Linked DNA regions of Homo sapiens: regions 1 and 3 are each linked to region 2. The links are chromatin loops, found by intact Hi-C in ENCODE. Cell type or tissue: heart right ventricle. All regions are shown on one strand. Each heading gives the region's core, and the rest is flanking DNA. Links, peaks and the distances in the headings are about the cores only.

Region 1 (10,247 bases), core at 2,722-7,721, 72 kb before region 2:
TGCCTCAGATGCGTAATTCATTGTTCTCAGTTCCACATCTAACTGTGTCCAGAGTAGAAGGACTGTGCTAAACTCTAAGCAGCTTGATATCCAGTGATAAATGACAAGGGACTAGATCAACCTCAAGAGTTCACTTCAAACCATCCAAGAGCAGGCAGAAGATTAGAAGCCTCTAGCAATGTCTGGGTGGTTTGTTCATGATGTTATCTCAACCTCATTAATATTTATTCTCTAATTTCTCCCTCTTCCTCCTCTTCTTCCTTCACTCTCTCCACACTTCTTTCTCTATCCCTTTCATCTCTCTCTTCCTCTCCATTTTTGCCCCTTTTCCCTCTTGATTCCTTCCCAACTGTCTTTCATTTTGTCCTCTCTCTCTCTCTGTGGTGTGGTAAAAAGACACCGGGCAGATGGCCTGCTTTGACAAGTTCATTCTAGAGCTCTCTGAAGAAGCCCTGAGCCCCTTCATTAAGCCAGGATTTCCTGATGTTTTTAACCTCTAACCCAATTTAAAAAATAATATGAAAAATGAGAATACTGAGGATTCCTGAACCAAGGAGGTGGGGAAAGTGATAGAAGTGCTTTCTGAAGATCCTGAGGCTCATACACACACAGCAATGACCAAGCCATTGGCTGAGAAGCGGAGAGCTCAAATTTTGAGGTAGCAGAAAATGCATGACTAACAAAGGATTGACAGACTCAATAAATGCCCTCCTTAGAAAGGGACCAGATGCTCAGAATGCCTGCCTTGGATGCTAGGGCCACAGAGAACATTGACAGGTTTCCGTTCCATGCGGGAACCCCATCAGATCATTTCAGTCACAATTAAGGAAAGCACGAAAGTGAACACATTCGCTGATTTGAAAATCATTGACTATTTTCACAACTGTTGGGAAGGCAGGGTTTAGAAGTAGAAGGTTATTTTCTCTCAGCCCTTTGTAGATTCTCTAGATTCTATTTAGACAGAGTTGGATGCTAAAATGGAGCCTTTGGGGCTGTATTTCCATCCTCCAAAACAAGGTGCCAGAGTGGCTTCTCCCTACTCTAACCCCACTCTTAAGTGTGGCTCTGGAGGAAGAGACCAAGATCTGTCTGTGTGACCTTAGCTGGTCACCCATGCCTGGCCTATAAAAGAGTTTAGAAATAGATTAGAAATAGAATTTCTTTAGAAGTCAATTTTTGGTTATAATAAGTAAACTTCTGTTTCCTGAGAGTTATTGGAAAAGTAAAGGAACCTAAATGTCCTCTTAACCCCATAGAACTGGTTTGAACAGCCGTTAGGAGAAAAGACAAAAGTTTTATCTTGTCCCTTATGAGTCTCACTTGTTCAATGTCAGAAGACTGTGCTTTCTGTTTTAATATGGTTAAAATATTGGGGTTTACCCAAAGTTTATTTAAACTGATCCTCAAGAGAGCAATATTTGTAACATAATTGTTATATATAACAGATACGTGACTCAGACAAAAATACTTTAATGTGTGATGTTGAATCTCTTAAGCGATCAGCAGCTGGGCTGAACCCAGTGTTTTAAAAATGCAATAAGTAGGACATGGAACTCTTAATAACCTCAAACCTTGCTTGTTAGTGAGGCACCAACATTTCAGGGAAGAAATCATGTTTGAGAGCAGGTGCATGATAAATGTTACAGGCACCATTGCCACTCACTGATGACCAGGAGCTGGACAGAAAGGAACCAAGCTAAGCCTTACTTCCCCTGGGGTTTCATGAAATGGGAGGGAGCTGACAATTGCCTGAGATTGAATTAGCTAGATAAGACATTGAGCCCCTTGCTTTGCAAACCAGACTGTTTATATTCCATGTACTCTCTCTCTGTTTATTTCTCTTTTGTTCTTTCTCAGTGTTTGGAAGTGTTAGAAGTTCCAGTCTGTCTCTGCTGTATTCACGGGTGCCAGAGGAAAGGCTTTTTGTCTAGGGCTTTGCTTGACTGCATTAAAGGGGAGGAAGGCAATGTGGTGGACTGAGAAATATCAGCAGAGAACCCTCAGGAGGGAGATGAGGCCTAAGGAGAACAGGATCTGGTTGCTTGGAGTAGGGATTGCACTTTAATTGTTAAACTTGGAGGTTCTTTCACTGGGGAGACAGTGTGTGATTTGTTTTCAGTGGAGAAGCATTTCTCCAGTTCTCCTAACGGCTCTTCCCCTGAACAATGGGGTCGACCAGCATGGGCTGAGACCTCTGACTTTAGTTGAATTCTCCACCAACTGGGCTCTATTGATAGCTCCTGTGTGCCTATCCATTTTGCTTCTAATCTTCACTTCATTACCTATTTGTTGCATGCATGTGGTTTCCAGAGTTTTCCAGCAATGAGGCACAGATACATACCCAGATTAGATAATATTTCAGCAGCTGATTAGATATTTTGTCTGGAGCTGCCCTGGACCCCAAGATATCCCAGGGGTCTAAAAATAGATTTTGGTGAAGGTTTTCCAAGGTGGCTATTACTACATTTTAAAAAATCAAAATTCAAGACTTGTGGTTTAACTATACTAATAGAGACAACATAGCTGAATATATGAAATTGGGCTGTCCTGAAAATCCAGAATGTTGGCATGGTTATTATATCTGTGGGGTAGAGTAACACCTCATCTATGGGTGCTAGTTTATCCTATCCCTAAGCGTGAACTTCTAGGGGATAATTCAGGCCAGGTGGGGCTGAGACCTCATTCCTATAATACTTCATTGCATGGAGTGCCCTGGAACTAAATTAGGTCATTTCTACGATTCTGCATCCTAAAGGCCAGGCAGGAACCACAAGTGGGACAAGATACAGGTCTATATTCTCTTTATCTACATGTTATATTCTCCTTCCCCAACTTAGGGGAAAGTACCTTTGAAATAGGAAGTATTTTAAAAGAAAACCCCAAGTATTTCCAACCTAAAGTGAAGACCAAGCTTGATTGGTCAGCATGGTAGGCACCTGCTGGAGACTCACCTTTGCCACTGAGCTGAGTTTGCCCTCTATTCCGTGTGTCCTCCCTGTCCCTGTTCTTGTAAGAAACTCACTCCAGGGCTTCGAGTCAACTCTCTTTGTCTTGGGCCTCTTCATGGGGATGGCTACCCATAATTTCATCTGGGAAATGAGCTAACCATGGCTGGGCTGGGAGGGACTCCATTCAGGGCCCTTCGCCCTTCCTTAGCTCCTGGAGCTCTTGATTGCCATCCTCCCTTCCCATGACTGCCCCTGACCTCTCAAGCTCTTGCAAACTTCTCATTGCTAGCTATCTTGGCTCTTTGGGATTTCCTCTACCTCCTTCCCAACATGTGTGCCCTCTTGGTTTCTTGGGCTACTCACTGGGGCCCCAGATTCACTGCTGCCCTGGACTGGCATTTCCAGGGATTTTGTGCATTTAAATTAGATGAATTGTAACCCCCATTTCAGCAACGGCAAGGACTCCAAACACAGGCTTCCCACCTGCTTCTTGGGCCCTTTTCCTCTTCCTCAGTTTCTTCTACCTCTTCAGGTTCCTCAGGACTCTCACTCTTCTGTTCTTCCTCCTCCTCCTTCAGGTCTTGAAGTTCTTTGGTCTTCTTTAGACCTTCTTGGAATCTGGGGGGCAAAAAGGAACAGTTGAGTCTGGAAAGGGCAGATGCAGTGCATCCTTTCCTGAGTTCCTAGGGGAGGGGACTTGAGCAGCACCTCCAATAATTATGTGCTTCCTATGGTTCCACAAAACAGGAAAAAGCTGGGAAGCTCCACTGAATCCTAAGGCAGCTCACGCCAGTACCATTTCCCCTCACTCCTCAGTCATCCTTCCTGTTTATGTGAAAGTGTGACAAAACTGACAGGGAAAAAATGTGGTGCAGGGTCTCCTGACTGGGTTCTTAACCCACAAAACATTCCGTAGGGCTAAGATTGTATTTGTTCTCCATGTGACCGTGGAGCTTCAGCCTCTCATCTGTAAAAGAGAGAGGGTGACACTCATTTCACAGGGCGTTGGAATGATTTTTGCAAGTGCCAGGCACATGGCTTGATCTAGAGAGGTACTCAGTAAATGTTTACGAAACCAATGAAGGAGTTCATGCCCATAAATTCCAAGGATAGAGCACAGTGGTGGGTGAGAAAGGCACGCTTTCAAAGAGAAACCCTTGTGGTTTTTCTCCCCCAGGGTCAATATTACCCCAAACATACTCTGTTCACTTGTCCTATGCTGAGTGTCTAACACTAGCAGTTTGGCTGGGCAAACCCACCACTGAAGCCCATGGGTTCTGTGCCAGTGGGAAGCTATGTCTTCCTCATGAGCTATGGAGACAGGAGACGCATAGGGCACCATACATGGTTGGAGGTGATTCTCTACCTTGAGGCTTGGTACCTGCTCAGGACTTGGTCTCTCCAGTGCTGACAACTGGCCATGGGTGCTATTGAAGCTCAAATGGAGGAGGAGGCAGTTCGAAGTTGAAGAGACTCCATTTATAGGAGGAAGGAGTGACCAAAGCAGTTCTAGGGAGCAGAGCTGCAGCTGCTCCTGGGCACTGCTGGCAGCAACATGACTGCTTTGAGCACGTGTCAGGAAGCCTCAGGCACCACCAAGAGGAACCCATCCAGGACCCCTGATTTCCAGACTATTCTGAGCGGTGGCATTCTGGTGGCTCTCTGCCTAAAAAGAGGGCAGTCTTGTTATTGTCTAACCACACCCTCTGACCCTGCTTCCTCCTGTCCTTCCTGTGGAACAGTCTTGCTCTTTCCTATGTAGTTCCTTCCTGTGGCAAGGAGGTCCTGCGGCCACTGGTTACTTCCCTAAAGCCTCTAAGAAACAAGAAAGACCCATGGGAAGGCATCTTCTGAGAACTGCCAGGTGCCCTTGGGGTGGCTGAGGTCTGACTCACCCCTTGCTGTAGGCTTCTTCCTCCATCCTGGCCTTGGTCTCCTGACTAAGCTCCTCCAGGCAGCTCAGGGTCAGCGCAGGAGCAGAGGCTTCACAATCTGGGTCCCCATTTGTCTTTCCACTAGTGAGAAGAGGGAAGTACAGGGCATCATTTCAGAAAAAGGTGGAGGCCTAAAAACAAAACCATGTTTTTGGCCCGATTCCTGATTAGGAGTGAGGAAACTCAGGCTTTTTCAGTAACTTTCAGATTTTTTCCCAATCCTTCTACCCTGAGACAAGATTTTATAAAGGTCCTAGTCCATGAATTTTCCCCAGCCCATTAAATACCTCACCAGCTCCCCTTCTCCTCATGCTCCCAAACTGGCGTTTATTCTTATTCCAGGAGATGCTGTAATGGGTGATCTACAGCGCTGAGATGAGGAAAATGGGGGCAGACCAGCACGTTTAAGGTCATTCCATTCCTGTTGTCTATCTTTCACCTGAAGACCCCCACTCATCTTTTCAAATATCCACTCAGCATGACTAAGCCACAGGCACATTGTAATGTGCTGGGGGCACATTAGAAAATAAAGAAATGGTTTTTACCAACATGGAACTTAGCAGAAGGAAAAGCCCCAAAAAAGGAAAGAAAAAATATGTGATTAATTACAAATAATAACTTTTATGAAAGAAATTCTGTACAGTGACAGAAAATAACAAGGAGAGAATGTGTTTAGAGTGAATAGTTAGAAAAGGCCTCTCTGAGGTGCTGAAGTTGAAGCACAGGCCTGAAGGATGAGAAGTCAGATGTATTAATAGCAGAGGAGAGGGTTGGGTGTGGTGGCTCATGCTTGTAATCCCAGCACTTTGGGAGGCCAAGGCGGGCGGATCACCTGAGATCAGGAGTTCGAGACCAGCCTGGCCAACATGGTGAAACCCCATCTCTACTAAAAATACAAAAATTAGCCAGGTGTGGTGGCACACACCTGTAATCCCAGGTACTCAGGAGGCTGAGGCAAGAGAATCGCTTGAGCCTGGAGGCAGAGGTTGCAGTGAGCTGAGATCGCACCACTGCACTCCAGCCTGGATGACAAAGCAAAACTCAGTAAAAAAGCAGAGGAGAGATCATTCCAGGAAGAGAATGCGGGTTATGTAAAGACTCTGAGACACAAAAGGTGCTGAGTTGTTTGAGAACTTAAAAAGAGGCAGTGTGGCAGGAGTTAACTTTTGGACAAGAGACATTTGCAATGCCTGTGAGGTATCCAAAGGGAGATGTCAAGTAGACAGTTGAATTCACCAAAGTGAGTCAGGGAAGTTTTAGCTGGAGATATTCATTTGGTGTCATCAGAACATAAATGTTATTTAAAGCCACGGGGATAGACAAGATTGCTTAGGGAGATAATATGAAGAAAGACAAGAGGAGGACCCAGGACCAAGTCATGAGGAACTCCACACTTGTCTCAGGTGGAAAAGAAGGCATCTTCAGAGAAGGCTGAGAAGTAGCAGCCAGAGAGGTAAGAGGAAACCTAGGAGCAGGTGGAGTCTTGGGAGCCAGGAGACAAGAGCTCATCAAGGCGGAAGAGTAAACAGTGCCACACACTTCTGAGTTTGAAGCGTGCAGACAAGGTGACTATTAGATTTGATAATACAGAGGTCAACAGGAGCCTCTGTGTAATGTTGGGAGCCAAGCACAGGTTTAAAGTAAAGAAGGGGAGGTTGGAAAGGGGAAGCCACAGACACAGCAATTCGAGTAGGAAGGAGAGTAGAGGGGTGTGTTGGAGGGAGTGTGCAGCTGAAGTAGGTCAAGGGAGGATGCACATTTGAATGTAGGTAGAAATGATCCAGTAGAGGATGAGAGAAAGGGATGCCCGAAGGAACTCAGTCTTTGCAAAAGGAAATAGGGACAGACCTTGGAAAACTAGAGAATCTCTCCTTGTTTGTAACAAAGGTAAGATGATGATGAAGTTGTTGGGCTGGAGATCTGGTGAAGGAAAGTGAGAGGGCTCCTATGGGAATGTAGCTTAGGTATTCTCTATAAAGTGGAAGGCAAGGTCATCTGCTGAGAGTGAGAGGTAGAGGGGTCTAGGAAGGTCTGTGGAGAGAGGAGGGGTGTAAAAGAGTTATATGAGAAAGAAGGAAAACAGACATACTAGAACATCTTGGTAAGATGGCTGGGAGGTGCTGGGAGATCATTGCAGGTATGGGATCACAAGTTTAAAGGAAGTATCCAGATGGCTATGCTTTCCCTAGAAATCCTGCAGCCCACCTTCATGTCCTGATTCCCAATGGGAGCAATGTCGTCATGGAGGAGTCCTCCAACAAGGCAACACTGTGAGCAGAGCTTTCCAGCCAGGACTCTGAAAGATCACAGCTGCCACCCTCCCTGAACTCTCAGACAGGGTTTATGAGTGAGCCTTGTATCTTCTCCTCATTCTTGGCATCAGTTTCCCATCTCTTAGTTTTCCTCAGACCTTTTAAAATTTACATTTAGTCAGGCTGGAAACCACAACCCATTGTGAACAAGAAAGATAACGCTCTAAAAATACCAGCTGTTCATAACATTTCTCCTTTTGCAAATTACATTATCCACTCCCTTCCATGTGACCTTGGCCTAATGTGCAGTTTCCTATTTATCCAAACGACTGGAGCAAGAGGAGAAAAACATAGCTACAGCCAAGGGCAGGGAAAGTAATTCTTTCATGAAATATATATATATATATATATATATATATATATATATATGAAATGAGATATTGGTATCAGACTTTTGATTTATATACAACTGTCAGCCTTAGAGGTTCCTTAATGTTAAGCATGCGTGAAGGAGGACAGTGTAGTATAAAGGAAAAGAACTCGCCTGAGGCAAACTTGGATTCAAATACCAGCTCCAAAACATGCAAATTATTTAATCTTCCTGAACTTCAGATTCCTCAACTGTACAATGGGGATAGTAATACATACCTGATGGTGGAGGTGTAAGAATTAATGAAGAAATGTCAATAAACTTTCTGGAATATGGCACTCAACAAATTATATCTGCTATTATTATTGTTATATAGTAAATGTATTGGTACATTTTGGGAGCAATCTGAGCTACCTCCAAATATGACTCATAAAAAATCCAGGCAATTATTTATATCATCAAGGGAGAGCTTGTTATATATTACTGAGACACTTCAGAGTCAGAGGAACCCTAAATGTGAACTAATTTAAGGTATGGTAAATTAACATTACATTTTCATAAAATGGCTTTAGGAACTTTCTCAGGTGCATGTCTATTGTGTGTCATCACACATTATGCACCTTAGAATTTTGCAGATAAGTGACTGTAAACAAAGCTCTCATTGTCCTTGGGTCACTGATCTCTAGAGAGGAAAACTTTTCCCTAGCAGGGCCAGGAAGCCCATTTCATCGACTCTTTTACATGCAGATCTTCTGTTCATTTCAGCTCCCCTATAGGGCTCTCATATACATTCTCTCACTTGATCTTTCCAATGATAAGAAGAGCTAAACATTAACTTATATGTATCAGGCTGTGGTCTAACATCTCATTTAAGGCTCACAAATGACCCAAGAAGGTATTAGTGTTCTCTGTTTGACAGATGAGGAAACCAAGGCTCAAAAAGTAGGCTGAGGCATGAGAATCGCATTTCAAGTGATTTCATATCTGTCAAACAGAGAACAGTAATACCTTCTTGGGTCATTTGTGAGCCTTAAATGAGATGTTAGAACAGAGCCTGATAAGTAAGTTAACTTTTAGCTCTTCTTATCATTGGAAAGATCAAGTGAGAGAATGTGTATGATCTCGGGACCAGCCCAAGATCATACAACCAGTGTGTGGTAGAGCTCAAATTTTACCCTGTGCAGTCTGATATGTGCCCATTCTTCTGACTGCACTATCTGCCACCTAGGTGGGGTATTATCCCATTTCACAGATAAGAAACCCAAGCTCAGGTTGATTAAGTGACTTGCCTAAATTCACGTTATTGGTGCTGGGACTCTCACCTTGGTCTTCTACCTGTGTGTCAAGATGGACTTTCCAGCCCTCCATGAACCCCCGCTTTTCTTTCAATAGAAGCCTTCCATGAACCCCCACCTTTCTTTCAATAGAAGCCCTCCATGAACCCCCACCTTTCTTTCAATAGAAGCCCTCCATGAATCCCCCTGCCTTTCTTTCAACAGAAGTCTCTTCCTTTCACTCTGCTGAGTGAAGCCCTTCCTGCCCTCAGGCTGGACCATGGCTTCCATGCTGCCCCTCTTTTCAAGGCTGCTTGTCTACAGTGTAAGTGGCTGGGAGGGCCTTTGTTTACTGTGTGTGTGTGTGGAGGGTGGGTAGGGGGGAGTGGAGGGGTTGTGGGTAGGGTGGCAAGTGGGGGAAACACAACATGTAAAATGTTTGCTGTTCTCTCCTGACCTCTAAACTGAGCTTGTAGTTTCCTAAATATCTTCTCTAACTATCTGGAAGTTTCTCTCTAAGCATCTTTAAGACTAAGCTCAAATGCCTTCTCCTCTGTGAAACCTTTGCTGGTGTTCTCCCCTCCCCCACACCCTCTGGTTAAAGTTGATCTCTCCTTTTTTTTTTTTTTTCCTTGAGACAGGGTCCCGCTCTGTCACTCAGGCTGGAGTGCAGTGGCATGATCTGGGCACACTGCAACCTCCACCTCCCAGGTTCAAGCGATTCTCCTGCCTCAGCCTCCCAAGTAGCTGAGATTACAGGCGTGCACCATCACGCCTGGCTAATATTTGCATTTTTAGTAGAAATGGGGTTTCACCATGTTGGCCAGGCTGGTCTCGAACTCCTGGCCTCAAGTGATCCACCTGCCTCGGCCTCCCAAAGTGCTGGGGTTACAGGCATGAGCCACCGCACCTGGCCCTCTCTCTCCCTTTATGCTGCCACCGCACCTCTGTGACAGCATGACTCACAGGGAGGCATTGATGTATGTTTTAGATACCTGCATATGACTGTCATCACAGGAAGAAGGACTGTGTTTGGGTCAGAATAGTGCCTGGCATACAGTAGGTGCCTTTAAGTGCCTGTCAAGTTGCATCGGTTTCACTATGACTTATCCAGTCCCTACTAGGAATGTTGTAAAAGGCACAAGTCCTCTCTGTAAATGGTTATTTCCTGAGAACCCAGTGTTTGGGTTGGACTAAACGAATCTGTAATCATGGCTATAAACTGGAGCTGAGCACAGCCTGTGCCCACCCTAGGGATTTCTGGCCCGAAGGCTCATGGATCTTGGCATCTGTCCCCTGCCTGAAATCCTATGTGCTTTCTTTCTGGGATGATTCATGAAAATGAGGCTCATTATTCTCACACGTGCACCAGGTCAAAAATGTTTGTCATTGTGCTCAGCTCTCAGTAATGTGAAGAACTATTTAGTCAAAATATATTTTTGGACAGGCAGGTATATTAGATTCAACTT
Region 2 (10,247 bases), core at 3,182-8,181:
GTTCTTTGCCTGCTTCACAGACTGGGAATTCAGGCAGGATTGGGACTTCCAGCCGAGTCATCCTGGCCAACCCCGCTTCCTTGGCTGCCTGGCCTCGGATGCTCCCAGGGACTCAGGTTCCAGCCCCCTGAAGGCTCCAGGCCAGCTCCTGAGGCCTGACCCTCCCGAGGCCGTGACTACCTGAGAAACCCAATGTGGGTGGTCTGGTGGGTGCAATAGTGGGAGAAGCACTTTACTCACCATGCCTGGTTGCCTTCTGAAAAGCTTTGAAATGTCCAGGGCGTGGCAGTAAGGGAAGAGGGTAAAAGAAAGTTGAGTTTGATGTGGCCTTTGGTTGGGGGGGTCTGAACTGCCCCAGCTTCATGGTCCCTCAGGCTATAGAAGGCACTTGAGGGCTGGGCTGAACAGGCAGAGTCTAGGAGGCAGCAACTAACCCTTGTACTGGGTAACACATAAGAAACCAGCAGCACAGCAAAGTTAACAGACTTGGTCTCAAAGTTTCTTGGCCAAGACAAGGTCTCTTGACCAGAATGTAGAGGAGCTGGGATTGAAGCCCAGCTTGGTATGACTGCACAGTTTACATTCTTAAATCCTGTGCTAGGTATCCTCCCTGATAGGACCTGGGCTTCTCGGCTCCCGGCTCCCCTGAATTCCTGCTGGCCTTCCTAACCATCACAGCTTCAAAATGCATATAGGTACAGTGCCATTAGGTTGGCATGATGAATTTCTAGAGGTTGCCACAATGGGGGGAGGGTTCCATGAGCTTGCCTGCCACAAAGTTGAGAGTAAGCGATCCCTGATTGGCTAGTGGGAGCTCCAAATTCCAGTTCCCCACAAGTTCAGTCTCCCTGTGACCCTGAGCCAGAACCAGACTCTTATTAAATAACGGATGGTCTCTGAAGGCCCTTCAAGTGCCATGATTCTCTCTGTGCCCATGGGAAATCAAGACTATAGAGAGAATGTTTGCAGGTACTGATAGCTTCTGCATTATTGGGGCCCAGCAGAAGGACCCATGAGGGAAGAATGCATGAGTGAACATTATTTTTACAAATGGGTAGATTCTTAGTGAATATTCTCATGTTATGATTACATTTGTTTTCTTACACATTACAACTCTGGGAACTTAAGTAACAAACACTTTAAAAAGAATGGCCCTTTGGATCTCCATATCCCAAACCCATGGGATCAAGATGTTGTAGAACTTGGCAGTCTTGTGGGTGGGGAGATGCCCTTCCCTTGAATGTCTAAGTGACAGGTGTCTATGTTGTCTTGTTTTATGTTTCCTGAGGATATACTCTGAAAGAACTTTTAATTATAAAGCATTGTAAGCAGGAAGAATTTAATATAAAAGCCTGTCTTCACTGACAGCAGGGGTGCATCTTTGCTGATCTTTTATTATCTTATATTTTAGGAATGCTTTTAGTCTTGGGGCAGCTGTTTGGGGGAGTTGCCCAGGATTTAAGAGCTACATTTTGCCTGAGAATCTGATTCAAGGGTACTACCATTGTTAGTAAAGTAGAAGGGGCCAGGGATGGCCATTTTCAGAGGAGTCCAGGGCGAGGAAATAGGGATGCTAAGGAGACAGAGGCCAAGAAAGTCATGGCCTGAGGGTCTGGAAGCAGTCGCATTTGAATGCAGTTGTGAGTGTTTTGTCTCTCCTTTCCTTAATCCCCAAGCTTTTGGAACTTGGCACCCTCAGCAGCAGGACCCACTATTTCCCAGAATGGGGGCCTGGACTTGATAAAACCCTGGGCTGGGCTGCCTGAGGCTGAAGGGCTAGGGGGTTGGCCCACTGTCACTTAGACATTCAAGGGAAGGACAACCCCCTCACCCCTAAGGCTGCCAAGTTCTGCAACATCTTAATCCGATGAGCTTGGGATATGCAGATACAAAGGGCCATTCTTTTCTAAGTGTTTACTATCTAAGTTCCCAGAGTCGTAATGTGTCAGAAAACAAATGCCATCATAACATGAAAATACTCACTAAGAATCTGCCCTTTTGTAAAAATAATGCTCCACTTATAGATTCTTCCCTCACTTAAAAAGCGTCTATCCCACCTGGCTCAGGTCAGTTTGGATGACTGTCCGATATAACAGGACAATACCATTTCAATGCAAATCAACTGCAAAGTTCATGAAGTCAAAGAAAACAGTGATGGAGAATTTTACATGCAAGGTCTTTGACCAAGGAGATCAGATAGAGCTTATCAATTAAGTGAAGAAAATACGACGAGGATGATGCTCAAATAGGTTCTTCAAAAGGGAATAATTTGAATATCGAGGGACTGAAAGAGATCCTTGGGGAAATGGATGAAGCCCTTAAGTATTAAACAGACGTAGACTCTTAATTAGGTGCTGTAAAGTAAAATGTGAAGAGCGAGTTACTATGTGAACAGATCACTTTGCTGGTATAATAAATAAATATACCCACACCAAAATCAACATTTTATTCTTTCTTCAATCTGAAAATTAGCACATAACCTATATTTTGTAATCTGTATAGCTAAAAATAGCTTGTTTTGAATGCCTCATTTGTACAATAAAAATCTTGATGTCTCTTTAAATTAATCTGCTTTCATCATTTCCTTTCTATAATAAAATTTCACTGAAAACCTTTTTTGCTATTTACTATACAATTTTGATCTCCATTTTAAGTGGATTCACTTTAAGTGGCCTTTTCTCGTGCCCACTCACCTGACATAAGAGGTTCTCAGTGCTAATGGTTCTCATATAAGTCCTTCTCCGGTTTCAGAGGGAGCCTGCATGGTTTGTGGTTTGACTTCTGAGGCCTCAGTCAGACACAGCCTAGATGGTTGGTTCTATACCCAGAATATTTGGGGCCTCGGTCAATTCAAACCAACTCAGAGTAATTGATTCCTCAGTATGGAAGCCACACACCTTCTCCAGGTACCCACTGCAACCTACATGAGCTGTCAGCAAACCCTCTGGCCAGCCTAAAAGCTGTGGCCTCAGCCCAGGGTGCTTGGCTTGGCCCCCAGCCAGGCTAGCTGAGGGCAGGGAGGGGGCACTTACTTGGCCGGCAGGGCTCTGGGCTGCCTGTGGCTCTCCGGGGGGCTCCTCGTCCTCGGGAATGTGGGGCATGGCAGCCTCCTGCTGGGAGTGGCCACGTGTGCCCGGAACCTCCGCTGCGTCAGCCCCAAAGATGCTCCAAGAGGCCTGGGCTCCACAGGCTGGGGAGATGCCAAAAGGACAAGTCAAATCCATTCCCATCCCTGTCCCAAGCTGGGTTCCATTTCCCGGAGCCACAAGCCACAGTGAGAGCCGGCTTGAGTTTGCATCAACACCGGAGGTCAAACCAGGCTAGGAGAGGGCATTTGGAATTTCATTTCCTCCGGCTCTCTGGCTTTGTTTACAAAGTCAGAGGTGACCTTAGAGATTTTGCATCTAATTTGGTCTTTACAGTAAACACAGCTATCCCAGAAGGGAGAAATGTGCTTCGAACTCCTCAAAGCTGTAGCTAATGGAAGATACTCCATTGAGATCACATTGGCAGTTGTTTACCACTTACTGAGCACCTACTGGGTGCCAGGCCCTGTCCTAGGAGCATCACCATCATCTGATTGAATCCTCAAGATGACCTCTGATGTAGGCATTAATATTCCCATTTTACAGATGAGAGAACCGCCCCAGAGAGTGAAAGTCACTTGCCCCAAATCATACAGAGAACCAATAATTTGAACCCAGATCTTCCTGATTTTGAGGCTGGGGCTTTTTCTGCTATACTACACAGTGTTCCTCAGCCATGTGGATGGGGAGTAAGAGGTGCTGTTTCCTGACTTCCTCCCTGACACCTCCCCTCATGCTCTTCTGACCCTCAGCACAGGCTCTCTCATTTGAGTTCAGCCCTTATGGGGACTACACCAGCCCTACTAAAACCTGGGGGCTCAGGCAGGGTGAATTCCATGTGCCCTGTGCCCACCCCTGGCAACCTTAGATTGACTCCCAGAAGCCAGGCTATCCCTTCCCCATGGTGCAGCAGCCTGGGGGCACTGGGGTCCCAGTGCTGATTGGGACTGCAATCAGCATAATCTCATCCACCTCCCACAGTGACTGGCTCAGGGATAGACAATGGACCCAGCCTACATCGATGAGCTTAAAGTGGTGTTCTAGGACCAGATGCTTTCTCCTGCTCTGAGTGGTGGAGTGTGAAGATATGAGACCTGGTGCTACGGACACTATTTTGCTTCCATGAGGAAAGCCAGACAGAATCTAAATGATACACACAGAGGAGGGCAGAGCGAAGGGACCTGCAGAGAAACAGAACTGGAGCCCTGATTAAAGTGTGCCTGAAGCCTGAACACTTTCTGGACTAGCTGGTTACATGAACAATTAAGCCTCTTGGTGTTGAAATCACTTTGTGTTGGGTTTTTGTTCCTTGTAACTGAAAACATGCTCCACTACTCTTTCGTGCTTCTTGTCTGTCAAGATGCCTAGGAGTATGATCCTGCCAACAGACCTGAGCCAATGGGTCTAGCTCCTCTGCTTCCTCTTAGAAGAGGAGACTAGCAATGCCAGGTTTCCATAGGGAAAGGCAGGATAGCAATGTAGAAAGAACACAGGCTTTGGAACCAGATATCTCGGTGTGAGTCCTCACTTTGCCACTCACTGGCTATGTGGCCTTGGAAAGTAGGCTTCATCTCTGAGTCCCAGTTTTCTTGTCAAAACAGATAAGAATGCCTCCCAAGCAGGATGCTCCAAGGATGAAACACACTCAGTTCACAGTAGTTCCCACAGAGGCCACCTGCACGGGGGTCTGCAGCCCAGGAAGCTTGGCCGAAGCTCCAAGGGCTCTGCCTGGCCTCTCCCCATCCTTAAACTCCCTCCTTCTTTTATTAGTGGGGTGGGCAATACCTTCAGGAATCTATAGAACTAACAACTGGCCTGGTTCTGCAACTTTTAGAGATTCCCTGAAGGAGCTGCTCCACTGCACAGTAGATTAAGACCACCATGCAGATAACATAGTGAGGTGACCTTTGGCTGATGGGACATGGTGGGTGGGGGTGGAGATGAAGGACACTGTCATTTACTGAGCACCAACTGTGTTCCAGGTCCTCTGGAAGGTACTGCTGACTGCTGGAGGCTGTAGGAGGAAGAACCGGAAAGCCCTGCCACCTCCCATAATACTTGGTGTTCTTCCTGTCCTTCAGAAAGGGCTCGGAAAGCCCCTAGAGTCAGGGCACTGGAGAAAAGGCCTGAGCTGCCATCAGCCCAGCTCTGACAGACCCCCCAGCCAACACACATACCTCTAGACTCCTGGACTGAGCTCCTTGAGCTAGGCAAGGTGTCAGATTCATCCTAGGTACCCAAAAGATTCAGCAAAGAATGATTGTTGATTTATGTTTAAAGAACTAGGGACTTTTAGCCCCAGGATTGGTCAAGGTGACCACCATCTTGATTGCTGTCTTTCTCTGCAATGAACAAGTTAGCCCACACAGCTCTGGAACAGTTAGGGTGACCCCTACTGGTCACCTCAAGAAATCTCAAGTAGACCATCCATAGAGTCATTCATTCTTTCACTGCCAAAATTTTACACCTACTCTACCAGGCCTGTGCAAGGGGCTGGTGACATAAAGATAATCTTGGCCTTCAAGGAACATAGAGCCCAGTGGTAGGAGACGCTGGAGAACAGTATAATGGGGTAAATATTTTGAAAGTGAGAAGTTGCAGGACCCCAGAAAAGGGTTACCTGTGGGAACTGGGATGGTGGGACATGATTTTAGCAAATATTTCACATTACAAATGTTTGAGCTGAGCCGTGAACACAAATGCTGAGTGGAATTTCTTGGAACAGATTAGCTGGGTGTCTAGTGGGGAAGATAAGACAGGATGGGGAGAAGCCACATTGGACAGACTTCACCTGGCTCTTGGGAATGAGAACTACGGGGCCAGGGCATGCTGTCTGTGTCTTCCATGCCAAATTCTTACTGTATGAATAAACTGAGCATCAGGTTCACCCAAAGGTGAGCTCTGTGATTAATTTCTATCATCTTTACTTGGATTTCAGCAGCAGTGGCATCAGTGGTGCTGGGTAAAGTATTTGGTAACAGGGGTTGAGGGTAGCAAAAGACTAGCCACAAACCCTGATTCTACTAAAGGAAGTTGGCTACATCTCATAGGAAACCTTTTAAAATTATGTGTGACGTATGTACAGGTCCAGGCTGTCTTAACAGGGGCATGGTTTCTAAAACATGGGAGGTGACTATTCCACTTTTCTTTTGTCTTAATCTACACAAAGTATATTGTGCTCTGCCTGTTAAGAAGGATTTAGACAAATTGGGACATGTTTTGAACCTGGGAAGCAGGAAGCAAGGAGAACAAAAATTTGTGTTTAAAGAACTAGAGAACTTTAGCCCGGAGAAGAGGAAGTGCAGGGAGAAATAAAAATCTCTTCTCAGATGTTTGGAAAGCATTCATGTGGTTTTACTGTTCCCAAAGAATAGATGTCATAACTAATGACTGAAAGGTCAGATGAAGGCAAGGGACGACCTTCTAGTGGTTGGAACCACCTGAAGATGAAACAGGCTGTTCTTTAAGGTAGTGAGTCCCCATTCCTTGGAGCGTTCTCGTAAAGCCTGGGACAAGGGTCACAGGATTCCTAACCACTTCAGGGGCCTTTTCTAACCCTGGGAGTCCCTGAAATCCTGGACTCTTTTTAGCTACAACAAACTGAAAGACCTGACGATTCCATCCCAGGACTCTGGGATTATGGTCTGAAGTCTCATGAGAAATACCTCATTTTTTAACCCTCTACTTTCTTCCTCCACCTCCCTCTCTTCCAAAAAGAGCTTAAGTCAGTCCCTGTGACAGAAAGCAGAATAGAACAAATGAGTTAAGTCAGATGTCAGCTGCCACAACATAAAAGTAGAGTGGATGCTTGCTGAGGCCCCACTCTTGACAAGATGGAACCCCAGGCTCCTCAGGGGAGCCCCAGCAGCCCTGCCTGCAGGGGCCATTCCCACGCTGCTCCTGCCCTGTTTGCTGTCTCTCCCATCCATTATTATAAACTCGCTGCTTAAAATAGCAAGGTAAAAGGAGAGTCCCTGCCCCAGGGTGACATCTGGGTTCTGCTGGAGCTTGTGGGCACACGGACCTCACATCCATCACTGCAAAGTTTAGAATATAATCTCCAGGAAGTGCTGATCTAGAGCACCAACCCATAAAAGGAAAAAATATTTAGTAATGTTTGGTCTCCAAGCTGTTCCTTCTTTAACCCATTTTCAGGGCCCTTCTTGCTGCCTCTCCAGTCTGGTTCGGAAAGGGTTAGGTAGGCCAGTGCCAAGAGCTAATCAGCTTTTATGACTCTACTCATTCTGCCTCCAGCTAGTGCCTAACTAGAACCTGGCCCATTTTACAGGCCGGGAAACTGAGGTGCAGAAACGGAAACAACTTGACTGGTTCAGCTACCCTTGTATCTGGTGCAAATCTTCCAAGAGACTCTGCTGGGATAACTATCCAGTAATTTGTGCAACTGAAGAGGCTAGAAGTTCCTAAACCATATTTAAATATTTTATCTGCCCCTGCTCATGAAAGAAAACAAACTAATATGCTTTTGTTCATGCTTTCATTCTTCAGCTACTTCTAAGTCGCCTACTGAGCATCGGACACTATGCTAAATGTATTTCAAGTGCTATTTTCTTTAACCCCCATGAGATAGGTTTTATTATTTCCATTTAATATATTAAGGATCTAGGGCTCAGAGAGGTTCCGCAACCTGCTCAAGATCACACAGCTAGTAAGTAGCTGGTGAAGGGCTATAATCCAGGCTAGTCTGACTCCTAGGCCCGCCATCTTTCCTCTCTTCCACTCTGGCTTCTTCACCAGGAGTTCTGCTTGAGTGTGGCAGAAAAGACTAGCACGGGGGCCCTGCCTCCCAGGGGAGGGCTGGAGTGAGTACTCCCAGTGAGGCTAAGGATGGTGGGAGGCAGAGGGGAGGAAACAGGACCTACACTTCGGTTGTCGGGCCGGGGTCTTATGAGGGCTAAAGAGTGGCCTACAGTTGAGCCTGCATGTCCTCTGGTAGGTGGTAGCAGCAGGTGGAGGACGCGGAGGCCGGCCCTGCCTTGTAGGCTTCAAAGGCCTTACTGTATCCCAGAAAGTATAGAGCCATCATCGGGACGCACGGTTCAGGAACAGAATTTACAGAGACTATCTCTTTCAGTGCTGTCAGCAGCCCTGTGAGATGGGGAGAGTAAGTACTATTATTATTAACATTAAAGTTAGACCCATGTTACAGATGAGGAAACAGAGGCCCAGAGACTTGCCCAATGTCATCGCTCATGAATGGCAGTGCTGGGAATTCACCGAATCTGGGTCTGATGCTCCCCTTCCTTGCAGGGCCAAGCCTGTTCTCGGCAGGCAGCAGCAGCCTCTCATCATGGCGCCAAAGATGCCTCTCCCAGAGCCTTGCAACCTGCCTAGGAGAGACCAAACTCCTCTCTGAAACCACAGTATCCCAGGAGCACAGCCCGTAAGCTAAGCGGCTCTCAGATTCTCTCTGTGAATCTTTGAGCATTGAGGGAAGAGCCAAGAAGCCCTTTCGGGAAACCATGGGTTAACCTAGCCTCCACTGACCTTTCTGGAGTGACTCAGTATTCTCAGAAGGGAGTTTTTTTGTTCTTCCAGCTTTGAATTTTTGCTTTCATTTTAGCAGCACAAAGAATGTGAAAGAGATTAGGTTGCTATTAATACCACGGGTCTATCTCTAGATGGACAACTGATGGGGGGAATTGTTGGGGGTGACTGCACGTGGAGCTCTCTTAGCCCTTCTGCAAATCCAGAGGGTGATGGAGGGACACTGAGAACTCACCAGTCTTACCCCTGCACCCATTTTTACCAATGGGGAACCGAGGCCCAGAGGGGCAGGCATGTGACCAAGGCCACATCTATGAGTGAGGGGCAGAGTCAGAAAAGTCCCCAGAGCACCCATGCCCCGAGCCCGGCTGCATGTGGCAGCTTTCTGACTTTTCATTTTGACGGTTTTGCTCATAGTAAAGGGTAAGCCATTGTGTCTGTGCTGTGAAAGCAGGCGTCCTTCGGCAGTGACTCGTCATTGTTCTTGCTCTCATGCTCTCATGGTCACTCTCGCAGGAGAGAGGATGCTCCCCACAGGAGATCTGCTGAAAGTGCTGGGAGGTGCCTCTGGGGGTCCCCTGGGCCTGGCCAACTGCAGAGCTGGGTTCCGCGACTCCACAAGTGAGCCGGATGGGAAGCCTGCCTTGGGAAAGCCCCATCCTGCTTCCTAACCTTGGCCTGCTCACGGGGCTTTGTTGCTTGGCAGATTCCGTTCTAATCCTTCCTCTGCCTCTCCCTTGCTGGATAAATCTCCCCTGGCCTCAGTTCCCTCATTTGAAAATGGAGGTAATAGCACCCACCTTTTAGCGTTGTTGTAACGATTAAATCAGGAAATACATGCAAGGTGCTGGTACATAGAGTCCACTCAGTGCCCTCGCCATTCTCCAAACAGGGCAGCTGAGTTCTCTAAGCATGCACAGCATCAACAAAACCAAGCCAAGGCTCAGAGAGACTCTGGTGTTCATCCTAGTGGCTCAGAGCTCCCAGATTTGTCTCCTGCAAGTAAAAGAGACTCAGTCCTGGTCTTTGCTGTGGACAGTCCCAGGTCTGTGCTGGGCTTGCCCCATGTCTGTGCTGTGCTCAGTCCCAGGTCCGTGCTGTGGTCAGTCCCAGGTCTGTGCTGTGGTCAGTCCCAGGTCAGTGCTGTGGTCAGTCCCAGGTCCGTGCTGTGGTCAGTCCCAGGTCCGTGCTGTGCTTGCCCCGTGTCTGTGCTGTGCTCAGTCCTAGGTCTGTGCTGTGGTTACCCCATGTCTGTGCTGTGCTCACCCCATGTCTGTGCCGTGCTCAGTCCTAGGTCTGTGCTGTGGTTACCCCATGTCTGTGCTGTGCTCACCCCATGTCTGTGCTGTGCTCAGTCCCAGGTCTGTGCTATGGCTGCCCAAGGTCTGTGCTGTGGCTGCCCAACGTCTGTGCTGTGCTCAGTCCCAGGTCTGTGCTGTGCTTGCCCCAGATCTGTGCTGTGCTTAGTCCCAGGTCTGGGCTGTGCTCAGTCCCAGGTTGGTCTGGTTTCAAAGCCCCAGTTCTTTCCACTATCCCTGTACTCATGATGACTCCCCCAAAACAGAGGTTTTTGTTCCACAGGTGAGACATGAGGCCTAGTGTGGAATCCCTCCTGGAAGAGAGCCAGCCACAGTGTCTGGCCAAGTAGGTATTTGT
Region 3 (9,586 bases), core at 1,393-6,392, 99 kb before region 2:
AAACAAGGAATTAATCCTGTCAACAACCATGCGAGTGAGCTTGAAAGTTAATTCTATTCCAGTCAAATCCTGAGATGACTAAGCCCTGGAAGACAGTTGAATTGCAGCTTTGTGAGAGACCCCGAAGCAGGGGACCCAGTTACCCATGCCTGGTTTCCTGATCCACAACAATGTTAGATAATAAATGCTGTAAAAGTCATGAAGTTTTTAGATAATTTGCTTTTCAACAATTGATAACTCATACAATTAGGAAGAAAAGGAAGGTGATTAAAATAGAAGGAATGGCAGTTGCAAAATGAGAGGGCATCGTACAGATTAAATTCTAGAATGGTAAATGAATTTGTGTAGCCATAGCATGAAGTATCCTTGCAGGAATGAATAAGATTTGAGAAGAGGATTCAAGGTCAAATTGTAAAATGCACTCAGTGTCATTTATTTCACTGTTCCCTTACAGAAAACTTGCCAACTATTTTAAACAACAAAAAAAAGTTTAAGACAGGAAATTAGGTACTTATAAAATTATTGGAAGGGCTGGAGAAATAATTTCTGGTCTCAGCCCCAGGAATGCCTCCCAGAGCAATTATCTCTGAATGGGTCCACTAGGGAAGCTTCCGTCTCCTCTATAATAAGAAAAGTGGGGAAGCAGGAGATGCAACTGTAATAGGTCTGTTGCTCAATGTGCATGGGAAGTCAATATGCCAAGACGCAGGGGTTGCAGCAGAGAAAGAGGTTTAATCATAGATAGGGCTGCTGAACAAGGAGACAGAAGGAAACTTCAAATCTGTCTCCTCAGAAAATTTGAGGCTAAGGTTTTTAAGGGTTTCGGAGTGGGCCAGAGTATGGAGGTCATTGACTGGTCAAAGAGTGCAGGGGAAGTCATGTGACAGGAAGGTAAAGAAATGATATTCTCTCTCTCTAAAGAAAAGGAGGGGGCAAGAGCTCATTGAAGAAATGGTTGATTCTAGAACCAGGGCAAAATAAGATACAAAAAAAGATACAAAATAAGAGGACACTGGAGCATCTTATAGTGCCAGAAAGTAGGGAAGTGCCCAATAAAAACACGAAGAAGGGAATATGTCAAAGGGATACAGGAGCAAATGGAAAGAGCTCCCAATAGTCCCAATAGTCAGTCTTCGAAAAAATTGAGCAACAACATAAATAAAATAGTATTGTATTATTACCTAAAGTAGAAAATATTCTTGAGTCCATACTGATATGAATAAATTATTTAAAAAATAAATTAATGAGGGGGAATAGATGAATCTCCTGTACAGGAAAAGCCCAAATAATTTATGTAGATATTCCACTTTTGAGGAAGCAGAGCATAACTCCTTTCTAATTAGGTGTGGGTTGTGCATAGTGACATCTTTTCAAAGAATATGGTATAGAGAAGAATAACTTTACAGTGGAGAAACCTGACAAACACTACCTCAGCCAGGTGCTTAAGGTGAACATCAGCAGTGATAGATCATGTTGATATAACATGATGAAAATGGCACTGTATTTCTGTGGTCTTCCTTCCCAAAACATACAGCTCCGGTGTAGTCATAAGAAAACATCAGAGAAATCCCAGCTGAGAGCTATCCTATATAATACCCAAATAGTACTCCTCAGAACTGACAAAATTATCAAGAACAAGAGAAGTCAGAGAAGCTGTCATAGCCAAGAGGACACGTGATGACTAAATGTAACGTGGTGTGCTGGGTAGGCTATTAGAACAGTAAAAGGACATTAGGTAAAAACTAAGGAAATCAGAATAAAGTATGGACTTCAGTTAATAATAGCATATCAGCATTGTTTCATTAAGTTACAAATGCACCATACTAATATCAGATATTAATAACGGGAAACTGGTGTGGATGTATGGGAAATCTTTGCACTATTTTCACATTTTTTTGGTAAATTTATTCTGAAATAAGTTTTTTTTTTTAAAAAAGCAAATAGTCTTCTAGATGCTAAAGGAGGAAATCTTAAATCACATCAGCACCGTTTGGAAATGTGGGCATTTCCTGAGGAACATAGAGAGAGGAGAGAATTCCTATTTGATTTTAGTATTACGAAAAATGCTCTTAGATCAAACTTGACCTTATATATAGACTATTACAGGAGTAACCCACTAAATTTTACTTATTTTAACTAGAAAATCCAACTAACAAAGAAGTGCTTTCCCTCCTGTTTAGAGGCTATGATATTACGATTATATAAATATTAATATATTGGTTTTCATCCACAGTTCCTGGCTCATAACTCCCAGAGTCCTTGTTACAGTCTTTTGTTACAATGTTGAGGTGCTTTAGGGCTCAGGAGCAGGTCTCAGGAAACAGAATCTCTCTTTTTTTTTTTTTTTTTGGAGACGGAGTCTCACTCTGTTACCTAGGCTAGAGTGCAGTGGCACGATCTTGGCTCACTGCAACCTCCGCCTCCTGGGTTCAAGCAATTCTCCTGCCTCAGCCTCCCGAGTAGTTGGGACTATAGGTGCACACCACCGTGCCTGGCTAATTTTTTTGTATTTTAGTAGAGACGGGGTTTCACCGTGTTGCCCAGGCTTGTCTCGAACTCCTGAGCTCAGGCAATCTGCCTGCCTCGGCCTCCCAAAGTGCTAGGATTATAGGCATGAGCTACCGTGCCCGGCCAACAGAATCTCTTTCTCTGACCTTCTCCTGTCCTCCTTTTACCTGCTCCAAGGCAGGACTCTAATCTGATTGTGGGTCAAAAGACCCTCATTGCAGACAGAGTCCTGCCCCATAATCTGGAGGATGAAAAGCTGCACAGAGAGGCCAAGGAGAACCTGAACAGGCAGGCCTTGCTGGGCTTCCCAACTCAGTCTATTAGTATGAGGTCATACCCTTTTTGTCCAATCACATTTCTACACAGTTGTCAATCATGCCTATGTAAAAAACAAAAAGGACAGGGTTTGGAGAGCTTCCGGATGGCTGAACACATGGAGGTTCCTGGAAGATGGCGCGGGTATGGAATCTCTGCACCCCTTCCTCCCTACCTGGCCCTATGCATCTCTTCATCTGTATCCTTCGTAACAACATTTATAACAAACCTGTAAATGTGTTACTCTGAGTTCTGTGAGCAGCTCCAGCAAATTAATTGAACCCAAAGAGGGGGTCATGAGAACCCCTACTTAAAGCGGGTTGTCGGGAGTTCTGGAGGCCCAGTCTTGTGACTGGTGTCTGTGGAGTGGGAGGCAGTTTTGGGGACTGAGCCCTCACCCTGTGGGATCTGACGCTACCTCCAGGTAGATAGTGTCAGAATTTAATTAGAGGACACCCAGCTGGTGTCTGCGGCTTGTTGTGTGGGGAAAACCCCCTTACCTTTTGTCATTGAGTTCTTTTGTTATTGAGTTGATGACTGTTGTGGTGGTGTGAGAGCAGAGGTAAAACAAGGCTCGGGAGTTTTTCTGAAACAGAGGCTTAATTTTTTTTTTTTCAAGCATGATATTTATTTTTTGTCTTTTTTTATTATTATACTTTAAGTTCTAGGGTACATGTGCACAATGTGCAGGTTTGTTACATATGTATACATGTGCCATGTTGGTGTGCTGCACCCATTAACTTGTCATTTACATTAGGTATATGTCCTAATGCTATCCCTCCCCCCTCCCCCCACCCCACGACAGGCCCGGTGTGTGATGTTCCCTACCCTGTGTCCAAGTGTTCTCATTGTTCAATTCCCACCTATGACTGAGAACATGTGGTGTTTGGTTTTCTGTCCTTGTGATAGTTTGCTCAGAATGATGGTTTCCAGCTTCATCCATGTCCCTACAAAGGACATGAACTCATCCTTTTTTATGGCTGCATAGTATTCCATGGTACCTGTGTGCCACATTTTCTTAATCCAGTCTATATTGACGGACATTTGGGTTGGTTCCAACTCTTTGCTATCTACAACTAGAAATACCATTTGACCCAGCCATCCCATTACTGGGTATATACCCAAAAGATTATAAATCATGCTGCTATAAAGACACATGCACACGTATGTTTATTGTGGCACCATTCATAATAGTAAAACATTTTCTTTTTGGTGTGAGAGACCCTCCCATTCCTTAGTAAAAACGTATTTACTTGCATGTTATTATTGTCCTTACAAACTTGTTTTTCCCTAGAGCAATTGATTTTGCTTTAGGTACTAGCTGAAGGTCTAGAGGCAATACAATTTAGGATCCTTGTCTAGAAATCAATATGATTCAATTCTTTTCAAGCCAAATGATATCTGTAGACTCCAGTTGTGTGCAAGCCCTGTGTGGAGCCTCAAGTCATCTGCGTTAGTCCAGCTTCCTATTCTTGGAAATCAGCTTTGCTTGATTGGACCTATATTGGCATGTTAATGTTTGATGGTGGCCTGGCCTTTATAAAAGCATACAATTTTGCAGATGACTCCTTCTCAGGATAGAGTGTCTTTGCTCAAAGGAGTGGATTTATTCTGTGTGAGCCAGGGAGGCAGGCATGAAGAAGGGGCATTCTGAAAGGGCAGGGAAGATCCTTTGCACCAGCTGAAAATGCCATCACGTGGCTCTCCACCTGCCTCTTTTGAAGACTGGCTGTGGCGAGGTGGACTGTAGGTCTGAAGTGGGGAGATCTCTTGCATTCTTCCAATTTCTCTTTGTTCAGTGGAGAATAAAGAAAATTTAAATAAGGAGGAGATTTCTAGACCAAGCCCTAACTTTAGCTACCTGTGACATTGGTAGCTTCATTTTATTTACTCTGTGAATGAAGGGTTTAGAGGAAATTATTCTGGATCCTTCTGAGCCTTATATTTTCTGACCCTATGAACTGGCTCAGGTAGGTCTTTGTTGAGGCTGGTGTCTACATCAATGAGGAGGCAGTTCTCAAAGTTCTTTAGTGGTTCTCTTTTTCTCCTTGTCATTGCCAACGGATTTAAGATAGATTCTGTGAAGTTGACACAGGAGTCCTAAGTTGTTTTCCTTACTTCACCCCTGTTGTTTGTGTTAAGTGTCCAATCTCAAGCTTGCATATTGGAATAGTTTACATTTCTATATTGTCATTTGCAAGAGAAGCACTGTGGAGTAGGGAAAGGAGCATGGGCTTTGCAGTCACTCTGACCTTTACCATTTAACTAGACCTGTGACCTCAGAAAGTGATTTAACTTCTCTAAACATCCAGTTTTCTAATTAATAAAAATGGCAGTAATTATCCTCACCTCTCAGGGAAAGTGTAGAGATTAAATGAGGCAACATGTAAAATGACTGTCACTTAGTAGATGCTCCATAAATCAGCCAGCCCACCCTTCCTTCCTTCCTTCCTTCCTTCCTTCCTTCCTTCCTTCCTTCCTTCCTTCCATAATCATGGAAGTTACATTCTTATCAGTATGTTTGCACATGATATTTGGGCTATTGAGTGATTTTATGTGGCTGGGCAGGGTTTTCTCCTCCCCACTTCCTCCTCCTGGATACGGCACAAACCTGTTTAACAGGAGAAGGTGGTAGCATTCTAATATGTAGTAGATGCCCACAAGATGGGAGATGTGGTGTGGGAGATCTGTTTTTTTTTTTTCAGCTAACACACAGAGGGAAGATCACTACTTAGGCGCTTTCCCTCTTTTCTTCTTTACTCCCTGAGAAATGGATGAAGCTGATAAAGCTTAAGGACTGACAAACCAGTTTCAAACTCATAGACCTACTGGGGCAGGCAGGTGATATATATGAGGGACGTGGGCTGGGTGTGAAGAAAAGGCCACAGTGTTACAAAGTTCATAGGAAAGGGCACCTTTACTTTGGCATGAGTGTGCAACAGAGAGTCATGAGGACTGTGGTGAAACAAAAAGAGCAGACCCCATTGAAAGGGGACAGCTGCTACTCAGTATCAGATAATGATTGCTATGAGGGAACATGGGTTCTTTACTTCCAGATCTTTCCATTTTTAGAGGGAACCCAGAAATGTAACCATGTGAAATCTCTTGATTTTTAATGCCTGGAAATGAAATCAAATTTTAAGATTATACTCCGTGGGCCAACCGGAAAAGATTATGCCAGCAGGTTGTGGCATCTGGGCCGAAGGAACCACGGAGCTGTGGGGTCACTGGTGAGGGGAAGAAGACAATTAGCAGTCTAAGCGGGAGGGAAAGAGAAAACTAGAGAAGCAGGGCGGTCAAAAGTGAGACGAATGAGCCATCCTGGATCTCTGGCTCCCTGGTGAATTCTGAAATGGATGGAAATGGAGGGCCAGCATCTCTAGTAAAGGACTGTTTAATGTGTATGTACTTGGCCAACTCAAAATAAAATGTTTGGAGCATGAATAGCCCCATATGATATATGCTGTTTGGTTGACATATGCTTGTATTTTAACAACCAACATTGTCCCTTTTATTTTTGCAAACAATATGATATGATCTGGTCCTCACTTTAATTTTACATGAAAGGTATAATGCATCTACGTAAATAAGAAAGCAAAGAAGTTTTCTAAATGCTTTAATTTTTTGTCACAAATATTTCTGCATCTCTCAGTCCCTTCTTGTTGGAAAAAGGAGGGCTAGTGATACATTTGTTAATGGCACTTTTAAAATGTGCTTTGGTATATAGAGGTAACAATGTACTTCTTAGGTATGTTAATAATAAATTAAGGTTATAATGGTTGCCATATTAGAGAAAATGAATAAGATTAGTCTCAGCAAAAATAAAAATTAGTTTGGAAGTAGATAAGCTAGAAATATCAAAACTGAAAAAAATAGCTTCCCAGATAGCGTTCTACTATGTGCAATTTTTTGAGGAATAATATTCAATTACAGAGTGTAATACCTTGCACAGCACTTGACATATAGTAGCTATTCAGCAAATGTTTGTTGAATTTTATTACTTTTTAAACAAATTACTGAGTAATCTTCCTTAGTAATCATTTCTGTAACTCAGATAAAAATAGAAATTTATAAGAGTTTTTATTTTTGTTACTTGTAAAAGTATATTTCCTAGAGAAAATATCAGCAGTGGTAGAGACCAGAAAAAGTAAGTGTGTGTGTTCTAAACAGTGATTCCAACTCAATGTGTTCAGAGAAAACACTTTGACCCTGTCTGTGTTTACAGTCCCTGCTGACAGTGTACTGTCGTATCCTCAGCCTTGTTCTATTTCTTTATTTTAGCTTTACAGAGATTAGGTCTCAAGTTATGAGAATCTCCATGGCTTTCAGGGGCTAAACTTTTCTGCCATTCTTTTGCTCTTACCGGGCTCAGAAGGACATGTCAGGTGGGATACGTGTTTCTCTTTCAGAGCTGAAGAAAGGGTCTGAGCTGCGGAATCAGTAGAGAAAGCCTTGGTCTCAGTGACTCCTTGGCTTTCAACCCACCTAGCCTCAGACAGCCAGGAGGCCTTTTTACCACTGGATACTGATGAGATGTTTTAGGTCCTTGCACTTTGCAAAACTCCTTTCTCCCAGTGGGATATTATTAGGACATAGCCAGGCTAGAAAGGCCGTGGGAAGCTTTGGAGGTAGGAGGATAGGATCCAGACAGGGTTACAATAAGGAGAAGGGCATTCTCTTTGGTGCACTCCATAGTCCAATGGCAGTCCTGAGCTGATTCCAGTTAGGAACCAAGGGTGGACTTTCTTCTTTGGTTCTTTGGCCCTTTTGATTTCCCCAGCTGGGGCAGGGTAAGGAGCATGAAAGAAACCAGCCTCAGGTGTGTCTCCTCATTTCTGTCTCATCTAAACTTCAGCTTCCAGGCATCGCACGGTAGTTTTGCTTGGACTCTTGGACTCTTCTGGGTTTTTATCAGTTTTCTTTGATTCCTCATTAGGGTTGCTATCATTGGCCTTCTCCTCCTTTACTACTTTGGTTTCGATCATTTCCTTCTGCTGATTCTTGTTTGTAAAAGGGAAGGCCTTCACATACCTTTAGGCAGAAACATGAAATTAAAGTGAGAGACTCTCACACATAACGATAGATAACACTTTTTGGCCATGGTACATATTGGCACAGTACACTGGATACCTTTATTTCAGAGTGATGCCAGCACATGCATGCTCTAATACATTAAGACATCACCACCTTAATGGATTCATTTAAATTGGACAATATGTTTGCAGGCCAGACTTTAGGCTGACCACATAACTCTTCCAACAAAAACAAAGAACCAAAAATCAAATAAAGCATATAAATTTTCCCCAGATGTCAATTTTTTTTAATTTCTTGATTTTCAAAGGACAGTCATTGACTGATGGCTGGACGACATGCATGTCCTGAAATAGAAAAGATTGGGCTGAAGGGAAAGAGATGAGATGAGGGAGAAATTTATATCAGAGGACTGCTATCTCCATTTTGATCAGCAAAATGCCAACAGTGACCCTGAAAAAGCACAGGATAGAAACATGACAAAGATTACAAGACTAGCAGTGCACCAACAACCCTACCTTTTGACATAGCAAAATCCAAGACCAGCTGCAGCACCAAAGAAGAGGAGAGCAAGCACTAGCAGAGCCGTGGGGACACCTGCAAGGAACAGAGACAAGGCCTGTTGGTCCTTCACTTAAACATTGTGTGTAATGCTCATTGCATGATCCAGGTGATTGAGACAGTAGACAGTACAGGAGAAAAACCTTCTCTGTAGCCCTTTATGATATTGGGCCCACACCAGCTTCTTTGCTTCATGCTTGTAGAATCATTGGCCTTGCTTCTCACACTCTCAATTCTATCAGTTGCAATATGACAGAGTTCATTTCTCCTCCATGGCCTTGAGACCTACTCTAGTCAACAAGCCTGCCTGAGAAAGAGATGACTAGAATAAAGTCATAGGCCTTTAGGGTATATATTTTAAAAAGAACTTATGCATAGGAACAGATAGTGATTTATTTTTAAAAGTCTTGAGTTTTCAACAGTGAAATTCTTTTATACTTACACTTTTTAGCTTAATCACTAAGGTTCTTTACAGCTCTCAGATTCTATGACTTCATGAAAGTTGAGTTTGTGTTAAGCTTTTATTAGTATTTGACAGGTCCTGAGCGCCTCATCTAAAGACAGGCAGGATTCTATGAATTATCTGTTATACATGAACATACATACACACGTAACATAGACACAGAAACCATTTACCTCCAAACCCAGCAGCTTCATTCTTGAATGCTGCTTTATTTTCAACAAATGGTTCAGTTTCTGTAGACATGGTGCTAGTTTCCATAAAAACTTCTGTGACACAAATCAATTTTTTTCTCCGTGGAATAGAAGTGGAAGCTGGAGCAGGAGGAGTAGTAGTAGGGGCAGGTATTGTAGAGTAAGGGGATGCCACCGAGTAGGTACTGTCACTGACAATAAATTCTGTTGTTTGTGTTGCAGTTTGAGTGTTGAATATGGGATCTTTGGTGGTGATAATTTCTGGAATGCACGAGTTAGTCCAAGTATCTGTTGGGATAGGGAAACATGGAATAAAAGTATTGCAACAGCCTCCTAACTGTTCTTCTTGCCTCTAGTCTTACTACCTCCAAACCCCTTATACCGCAGCTGGAATGGTCTTTAAAAAGCAAATCTAACCATATCACTTTCTTCCTTAGAAGCCTTCAGTGGCTATCTTTGTTGTATGGCCTACAAGGCCTTCTGTGATTTGGCCCCTGCTAACATGCCAGCCTCATCT

The links. Hi-C counts contacts between places; a loop is a spot of excess contacts. Peaks named below come from ENCODE experiments on the same cell type or tissue, not always from the same donor. Only the 100,000 strongest peaks of a DNase experiment are listed, where the experiment ranks them.
Region 1: it touches region 2 in a loop (2.2-fold over the local background); 7 of 110 quality-filtered maps call a loop at or near these places.
Region 3: a loop joins it to region 2, with 1.8 times the contacts of the local background. A loop is called at or near these places in 37 of 110 quality-filtered maps.

The regions. Positions count from the first base shown.
Region 1 is chr11:10,577,024-10,587,270 of GRCh38, forward strand. It overlaps IRAG1 (inositol 1,4,5-triphosphate receptor associated 1), which reads right to left. Exons shown (of 21, transcript NM_130385.4): 19 at 4,844-4,963; 20 at 3,432-3,566. The region is part of intron 1 of IRAG1-AS1 (IRAG1 antisense RNA 1); the gene reads left to right. Among named protein-coding and RNA genes, the nearest start is that of LYVE1, 13 kb to the left of the region's middle. In heart right ventricle, for the core only: no CTCF peak of the experiment used is centred there; a DNase peak (open chromatin) is centred at 4,718; H3K27ac peaks cover 3,056 bases.
Region 2 is chr11:10,648,993-10,659,239 of GRCh38, forward strand. IRAG1 (inositol 1,4,5-triphosphate receptor associated 1) reads right to left here. Exons shown (of 21, transcript NM_130385.4): 2 at 3,033-3,190. Among named protein-coding and RNA genes, the nearest start is that of IRAG1, 40 kb to the right of the region's middle. RefSeq lists enhancers at 7,855-9,054, 8,659-8,808, 10,177-10,247. In heart right ventricle, for the core only: CTCF peaks have their summits at 5,480 (motif pointing left) and 5,679; no DNase peak of the experiment used is centred there; H3K27ac peaks cover 4,760 bases.
Region 3 is chr11:10,551,444-10,561,029 of GRCh38, forward strand. It overlaps LYVE1 (lymphatic vessel endothelial hyaluronan receptor 1), which reads right to left. Exons shown (of 6, transcript NM_006691.4): 4 at 9,052-9,357; 5 at 8,373-8,451; 6 at 5,523-7,854. The coding sequence ends at 7,668. The region is part of intron 1 of IRAG1-AS1 (IRAG1 antisense RNA 1); the gene reads left to right. Among named protein-coding and RNA genes, the nearest start is that of LYVE1, 12 kb to the right of the region's middle. In heart right ventricle, for the core only: no CTCF peak of the experiment used is centred there; no DNase peak of the experiment used is centred there.